2 separate regions of the Homo sapiens genome follow, and region 2 is linked to region 1. A link is an interaction called in ENCODE POLR2A ChIA-PET data of the cell type or tissue named here. Cell type or tissue: Panc1. All regions are shown on one strand.

What was found. ChIA-PET counts read pairs that join two places held together with the same protein. Peaks named below come from ENCODE experiments on the same cell type or tissue, not always from the same donor. Only the 100,000 strongest peaks of a DNase experiment are listed, where the experiment ranks them.
Region 2: POLR2A ChIA-PET joins it to region 1 with 10 read pairs; 5 of 35 experiments call an interaction of 5 or more read pairs at or near these places.

The regions. Positions count from the first base shown.
Region 1 is chr2:36,626,792-36,630,791 of GRCh38, forward strand. No RefSeq gene overlaps it. Among named protein-coding and RNA genes, the nearest start is that of FEZ2, 31 kb to the left of the region's middle. In Panc1, no CTCF peak of the experiment used is centred here; no DNase peak of the experiment used is centred here.
Region 2 is chr2:36,552,501-36,556,500 of GRCh38, forward strand. It overlaps FEZ2 (fasciculation and elongation protein zeta 2), which reads right to left. Exons shown (of 8, transcript NM_005102.3): 7 at 3,183-3,248; 8 at 1-679. The coding sequence ends at 663. Among named protein-coding and RNA genes, the nearest start is that of FEZ2, 44 kb to the right of the region's middle. In Panc1, no CTCF peak of the experiment used is centred here; no DNase peak of the experiment used is centred here; H3K27ac peaks cover 4,000 bases.

The DNA of each region.
Region 1 (4,000 bases):
CTTTGCTGAATTTTTTTTTAATATACAGAACATCAGAGTAGACTTTTGAAAAGCCTCTTGAGCTCAGCCAAGGATTTATCTGTACCCGCAAATATCTGTGTGGGTTGGGTGAATTCCCCTCTTCTCAACATTCCAAAATAACTTGGGGTTCCTGGGCTGTCAGAAAATGACATTCTTTACTTACCACAGGCTAGGAACCCTTTTCAGGACCAGACATGAGGCCAGTTCTTCCAAGGGCCTTTTATCAGCTCTATAAGTCAACATTCATTCCTAAAAGTAGTCTGAAAACATGTCATTCTAGTCAAAGCCTTGGTAAAATAACCAGCGTCTCGAATTGTGTCCTGTTAACAAAACAGATTTTTACTGTACTTACGTAAATAACCATATTGCCATAAGTTAAGAATACTCACAATACTCCAAATTCTAGAGAAATTAGGCAGAGAGAAAGAAATATGTTTTACATTTTGCTCAATTGTTAGAAGCTATAAATAACTCAAAAGAAAAGAAGTTTTCTTGACTCTGAAAAGCAAAACAAAAAAATCAGCAAAGTTTTAAGCAAAAAGTCATTAAAAGATTATTTCAGTATTCTGTTCATTCAGTCCATGTGAATGGACTGTTCTACTTGATACTGGATCAGCAATCCTTATGGAAACATCAGCTTTCCATGAGAGTACTGGAAGTTTTTTTCTCTATTCCAATAGTACAATTTCTAAAGTTATCAGGAACCTGCATTCAAGAGCACGCAACAAAGTCCTATAGCTGATTATAAAACCACCTTTTGAGAAGGATCAAAGTAAAACAACAATTGTGGACGACAAGCATCTTAGAACAATCGTGGTTAAAAATACAACTGACAAGCAAATTTCTTTATTTTTGTGGCATACAATGATTTAACATAATCATAATTATTGTTGATAAAATACACAAAGTCATATTAGACTTACAGGAGTCTCACTACAATTCTGGAACACACACAAATAACACATTCATACAAATATAACCCAAAGAAAGTCAAACACTATTTCATACTTAACAATGCTTTTTGTGTGATTTTCACATACCAAATAAGGCAAATGTGCCTTTTGGACTTCAGGGAGCCTAATACCTAAAAGGTTAATGAGGCCAAAAGGGTTGAATTTAGAACCTGAGATTTTGATTTTGGAAGGTTTGTCAAATACCAAAGGTTTAAAACACTTTATATCGCAAAATAGAATCACAGGTTATTTAGCTGAAGTGATAACTCAAAAATTTCAAAGAGGCAAAAAACCTTTACTCTTTGATAGAGGAGACAGCTTTCCAAACAACAAGACTCAATAAAGACAGCATGAGGTCAACTGAACCTGAACCTCTCTCTTCTCTTTCCCCTCTTTTCTCTCCTTTTTACCTGCAGTGTACTCAAAAGGCAAAAAAATAAAAAATAAAAAATAAAAATCTTTCATCATCTCAATATTACATAAAAATTGTGTTCAAAAGAGAAAACCAAATTTTACCTTTGCATTCATGTATTATTAGTGTTAAGCACCACCGCCCCCCATCTTTTTTTTTTTTTTTTTTGAGACAGCATCTCACTCTGTGACCCAGGCTGGAGTGCAGTGGCATGATCACAGCTCACTGGAACCTCTAACTCCTGAGCTTAAGCGATCCTCTCATCTCGGTCTCCCAAGCAGCTGAGATTACAGGTGAACACCACCAAGGCCTGGTAAGTTTTTACATTTTTTTGTAGCAACAAGATCTCCTTATGTTGCCCAGGCCGGTCCAATTTTTGATAAAACCTTATAAACAAATCTATTCAATCTTAATCAGTTTGACCATTTGGACATAAGGTAAGATTTCCATAAACCTCTATAACTCTTTACAATTTTCTATTAAAGAGCAGATCAATGTTCCAAGGAAATCCTGTTATTCTGACACACGGGCCCAGATTCTGACCCTATATTAGTGTGCTTTTTATCTTAATGTTTAATTTAAAGAAAAACTAAATAGCTCCCTTTACATTTTGGCCAACTTGCTTACATCCACAGAACTTCTTTTACAAGATGAGTCTTTCACAAATCTTCTACAACTTGCTTAAATCTTTGGTTTTGTCCTATCCTTCTTTTAACTTAAGATAATCCTTAAAAACCTCTACATTAGACAAAATTACTTCACCTTTAACAAAAACCGTATTCCCATTCCTTTTTATAATCTTTTACCAAAAACACTTTTTACTTTCCTTATATACTTTGCATGTAAAACTGTTTCTCTGATAGTCTCTGTAAAACCAAAAAATGTTCTAAGGCCCCCAACCATCTGAATGGACCCTTCCTCTCTGCCAAGGTCATTTCAAAGTCAGCCTGAAAAACTAGTTTGAGGCCATGATGGACAGGGGGAGCTGGAACATGCCTCATTATGCCATCCTCTCTTTTGGACTTACTTATAGAATAGACTCTTTAAGTTTGATAAGAATCATTTACAGGCCGGGCGCGGTGGCTCACGCCTGTAATCCCAGCACTTTGGGAGGCCAAGGTGGGCGGATCACAAGGTCAGGAGATCGAGACCATCCTGGCTAACACCGTGAAACCCTGCCTCTACTATAAATACAAAAAATTAGCCAGGCGTGGTGGCGGGCGCCTGTAGTCCCAGCTACTCGGGAGGCTGGGGCGGGAGAATGGCATGAACCCGGGAGGCGCAGCTTGCAGTGAGCCAAGATCAGGCCACTGCACTCCAACCTGGGCGACACAGCAAGACTCCATCTTAAAAAAAAAAAAAAAGAACCATTTACAATCTATTCTCTCTGAAGACTGCTACCTGGAGGCTTCATCTGTGTGATAAAACCTTGGTCTCCACAACTCTTTATCATAACCCAGACATTCCTTTCTATTGATAATAATTCTTTCAACCAATTGCCAATCAGAAAATTTTAATCTGCCTATGATTTGGAAGCCCCCACTTCCAGTTGTCCCACCTTTCTTGACTGAACCAATGTACATCTTACATGTATTGACTGGTGTCTCATGTCTCGCTAAAATGTATAAAAACCAAGCTGTACCCTGACCACCTTGGGCACATGTTCTCAGGATCTCCTGAGGGCTATGTCACAGGCCATTGGTCACTCATATGTGGCTCCAGATAAATCTCTCCAAATATTTTACAGAGTTTGACTCTTTTTGTGAACTTCTCCATTACATATGTTACAATGTTAACTCTTAGCAACATTTATTTTTAGTGAAAAACCTTGTAAGTAAGCAATTTTAACCATGTGTCAGATGCAGAGCCCAGGACAAGGATAGAGCTGCCAACAACGTCTGACTCTTCCTAGCACAGTGGGGGGACATGGCTAACTCCACATGCCCCAGGCCTTACCTAAAATCTAATGGCTGGAAAACAGACAAGTCCAACAATTATCAAAATATGTCACAGAAGTAGTTTATGACCTTAAAACATCTAGCAAAGACAGTATCCGAACTGCCTAATTCAGACCAAGTGTCTAAATTCTGAAGACATTTTTATTATATTTTACCAATTATCTTAAAAAATTGTCTTTATTTACCAAAGATTATTAAAATTATATGAACTAAAAGGCATTCAAATTTCCATTTTTCTGACAAAATATTTGGTTTAAGCACTTATCTTTTTAAGCCAATTAATTAGAGCTCCTTTATATATTTTGGTAGTGAAACATCACACACATGACATATATAAATACACAGACAGACAGAAGCAGATTTGGTAGAGTTATAAGATTCTTCATTTGCCAGTTTTTAGGTTTTTCTTTCCCACTTTAGACCACCAGTCTTTTGATTACCTATTTACTTGTTGCCCTAAACAATTGTTGGCTAGGCAGCTCTAAATTTGCATTTCTAAAGGGACAAGTCTTAGGTAAAACAAGATAGAGGATTCATATTTTACTCAAACCAAAGAAGCATGGTATGAGTAAAAGTTCAATTAGGATGGCTAGGAGAAGCAGACACCCTTATACAGGGAGATTTCCTTAAAGATGTAAGTTTCTTAACTGGATTAC
Region 2 (4,000 bases), 74 kb before region 1:
TTGAAAATCAAAACTTAAATACAAGATTCTAAAAGTGAATGGCAATTTAATGGTTAAAATTTGACCAGTGGTGAAACAAGCAGCAAGCTACAAAATCCATCACCACCAACAGTTTCAATGTTAGCACTAAGTATTAAACCAAAGTAATGCATATTCTGGTTTTGCTTCTTCAAGAACAGCCCGTTTATTCTGTTTCAATCTCTCTGAACAATACTGGTAGGTAATAGTTACACTGACAATTCTCACAAAAAAACAGTGTTGGTTCTTGCCATCACTGAATTTATAGTATAAATCTCCCAAGGCTTTAATCTAGTTCATCAGTGCAGTTTAGATAAGAAAGCCATAAAAACAAATGGGCATACTGTCAGTTAATGAGAAATACAACTGCACATGCACAATTAATATTACTCTCTCTTAATCTACTAAGAGAACAGTTTATTAGTAGATTTAACAAAAACCATCTCTAGAATTCAAAATAGTGCCCATATTTCCGTTGGTTCTATAATATAAAGAATTAGTGTAGTCAAGATCTGTTAATACTGAATCAAACCCAAGTTCAAATGTGCTGAGTTTCCAATAGCAAGAAGGGTAATGGTAGCCAGCTCTCAGAATAATGCTGTCGGAAATCTAGCTTGGAGCCCACCGCAGATAAAGTTGCTGCTCTATGTAGGACACAGAACTAGAAGAAAAAGAGAACTTTTAGCTACAAATGTATATTTTGTATACATTTACACAAAACATACATTTTACATGTACATTTAAAAACCATTAAGTAATGAGAACTAAATGTTAATGCAAAGATCTATGTAGCAATTTTTTAAAGGTTTTAAGAGGCTATACCCAACAAGGATGAGTTCTCTCAACACACATTAGAATTTCCCAGAAATGAGATACCAAAAGGCCATGTCTCTTAGGGTGCCACTTGGAGATAGAAGCCCCTAACATTCGCCCTATACCATGAGGCTTGTGACACAACAAACAGGATCCCTAGGGAAGTCAAAGAAGGGTGCAAGTTTCTGCACACATTTTTATTCCTAACTAGCAGCACGGCAGCAGCCACGCGTACATTACTTCAGAATCAGCCTTGGGTACTACTGTCAAGGCAGCAGTGGCGGCAGGCTGCAGTGGGGTCATTAGGCAGGTGCGAGAAAGAGAAGCTCAATTAGCCCATACAGTGCCCACCCTACTCCCTTTTCTCAGGCCAAATGAGACCACTTTTCTACCTTCTTTCACTTCTGACATTTGCATTAAAACTAAGTGGTGTATTTAGGCAGCCAAGCCACACTCTCATCTGTGTTAAAACAACAACAAACCACCCAAAAAAGGGGAAGGAGTATTCTCCCCTTGAGCAATATCCCCCTCCCGGGCAAAGTGTCGTATTATTGGTCCCCAAGGAAGAGGAACAGTTAACCAGCTGTGAACTTTCAGGATGGGTGGAAAAGAGCATTTTCAATGACCCGACTTCCCCACCTTCCCACACACATTTGGGTAAATACATCTCCACATTGCACTCCCGTCTTCATTTTCTCTGACTACAGTCTCCACTGTAGTCTAAATCCTTGCTGCTTTTCCACCCAGTCCTCACAATACAAAGCCAAGACAAAACCACAACACATGCACACAGACAGCTCATCAGAAGCAGGTACAGTATAGATAGAACTGGGCTTACAGACAGGAGCCAGCGGCCCGAGCATGAGGAGCAGAATTAGATGGGTGCTGCTTCCCTAAGGCATGCGGTATAGGTAGGTTCACAATTATAGTCCTAGGTTTTCAGAGTAAAGAATTAAAAATCATTTTTCCCCAGAGGACTCTGTTCTTTGGGTCATAACATCCTTCCATGCAGTTAAATGCTAAAATAGCTAGAGAATGCTTCAGAAGCTCATTCTATCTCTGGCCCTCATAGAGGCCTAGGAACCCGATATAATTAAAATTTAAGACATGTTCTTTATGTTCGTCTCATTCCTGTTTCACATCTAGAAGAACGAACCTCAGAACAATCCAGCTTTCATACCAATGCTAGCACAACACAAAAGCAAACAAAGATGTCAGGTATTAAAAAAAAAATTTTTCAGAATTTTATAGGGAGAAAAAGTCCTCCATCAGAAAAAAAGCTTATTTTTTAAAATGATGTCAACTCAGTCTGTTCTACTCCAGTGTCAACCCACTAGTGTCTAGCTCATGCTTCTTACTCTCACCGCATCAAGACTCTTACAAGTGAAATGTGTGATTCACTTTGAGCACCCTGTGTATACTACTGAGGTTCCCCTTTCATGACACTATGGTTTAAGAAAAGACCATCAGAGGTTTCTAATGTCTCAGAAATCTTCATCTTCCTTGTGCTCAGCTAACTTTAATGGAGAAGAGAGAGAACCCAGAGAAGAAGACTGTTACTAGAAGAGGATTGCTCTCAAAATTTGATCAAACACTACAAAGATGCATTTTGTGATGCTTTCAAAATCTGGTCCCTGAATACCTGCTACTTTAAAAAAATATTTCATCGTAAAGTATTAATTTTGCCTCTAATTAAGTTCTTCCGTCCCTTCTTTATCATCCAAACTTTGCTCTTTTCTCGGCAAAGCAACTCAACCTCTCACTCTTCTTTTGCCTCATCAATATTCCCACCCTGTGTGAGCCTCACCTTGCCTCTAAGATTTGTGGCTGCTTTTTCACTTTCCTGGGTTTATGCAAGTCCATTCTTTTTATTTCCCCGCTTCCCTCCCTGTGTCTTACATCAGTCCCTTTCGTATTCCCTTTGGCACTGTTCACAGATGTGACTCTTCCTTCCTTCATCCGTCCTCACTAATGATCTGTCCTCCTTTCCACTGTCCTCAAGATGACAGAGACCACCCTTCTCAAATTTCCCAGTGCCAATCTGCCAACATCTGATACCCACATGATTATGGTGCCATCTCACTAATTTTCTTCTACTACCTCTCTTGATGTTTATAGTTTAACTGTGGAGATTATTTCCAACCCAGAACCTCCAATAAAACTTAAATTATATAAAACCATGATATATAATGTTGGTAGAAGTCAGTCATGTAGCTAATCCTCACCCTGCATAATAAGATTAATGAAAGTTGTGCATTGGGAAGTTACTGTCTAATGTATTAGCAAGGCGATGTATTTACTGACTAATCCAAACCTCCCAGCCATCGCACCTATACCATTATAAAACTCACCTTTCAGAATATAATCAGTTAACAAGCTCGGAACTTTTTCACTGTCCTCCTTCATGGCACGAAGAACTGCAAAATAGAAGAGGGGAAAAAAGACAACAATTAAAAATTTAGATCAAAAATATTATTTAATTTCAATCATTGTGGCCTTAATCTTCCTTAATTATAGGATATAACTGACTCATACAAATTATAGGTGATTTTCCTGATAAGGGGATACAACAATAAAGGCCCAATAATTTATTTTAGTGGAGTAAGTCCACAAGAATTTATTTTCGGTAAGAATATCCCACTTACCTGAGAGTTGCTTCCCTGATTTAAAATTTCCAAACAGTGGAGACAAAAAAAGAGGAACTGGGTTATTTACAAGGAGCCTTCGCTCTGTAATAATACCGGAAAGTGGGTTACTATAATGTGCACCTCAATGAACTCTGTGCAGCAAGAAAACCTCAGTGCTGCAGATCAAGCAAACTAGAGAAACTCTTAAAGAAATGGACAGCTATACCCTCCAACAAGCGTATCCTGTCAGACTCCTTAGAAACTTTCAAAGAAAAGACCCAAATGAAGAACAGACTTCCATGAAGCAGCATCGGGCATCTGCCTGGCTGTTGCCTCCTCTGCACTAGGGAGAAACCTGGGAGAATTAGCCTCATTCTAATTTGACAAATTTATCTTCTAAGTAAAAACTAAAATAGAAAAAGCAGCCACCTAGTATAACGTTTTTCTTTTTTAAGCTAGACCATTCAGGTTGAGATAAACTCACAAATATTATACTTTAACAGAGATTGCCAACTCAAATTTTCTCCAAAGCATCCTGGTAA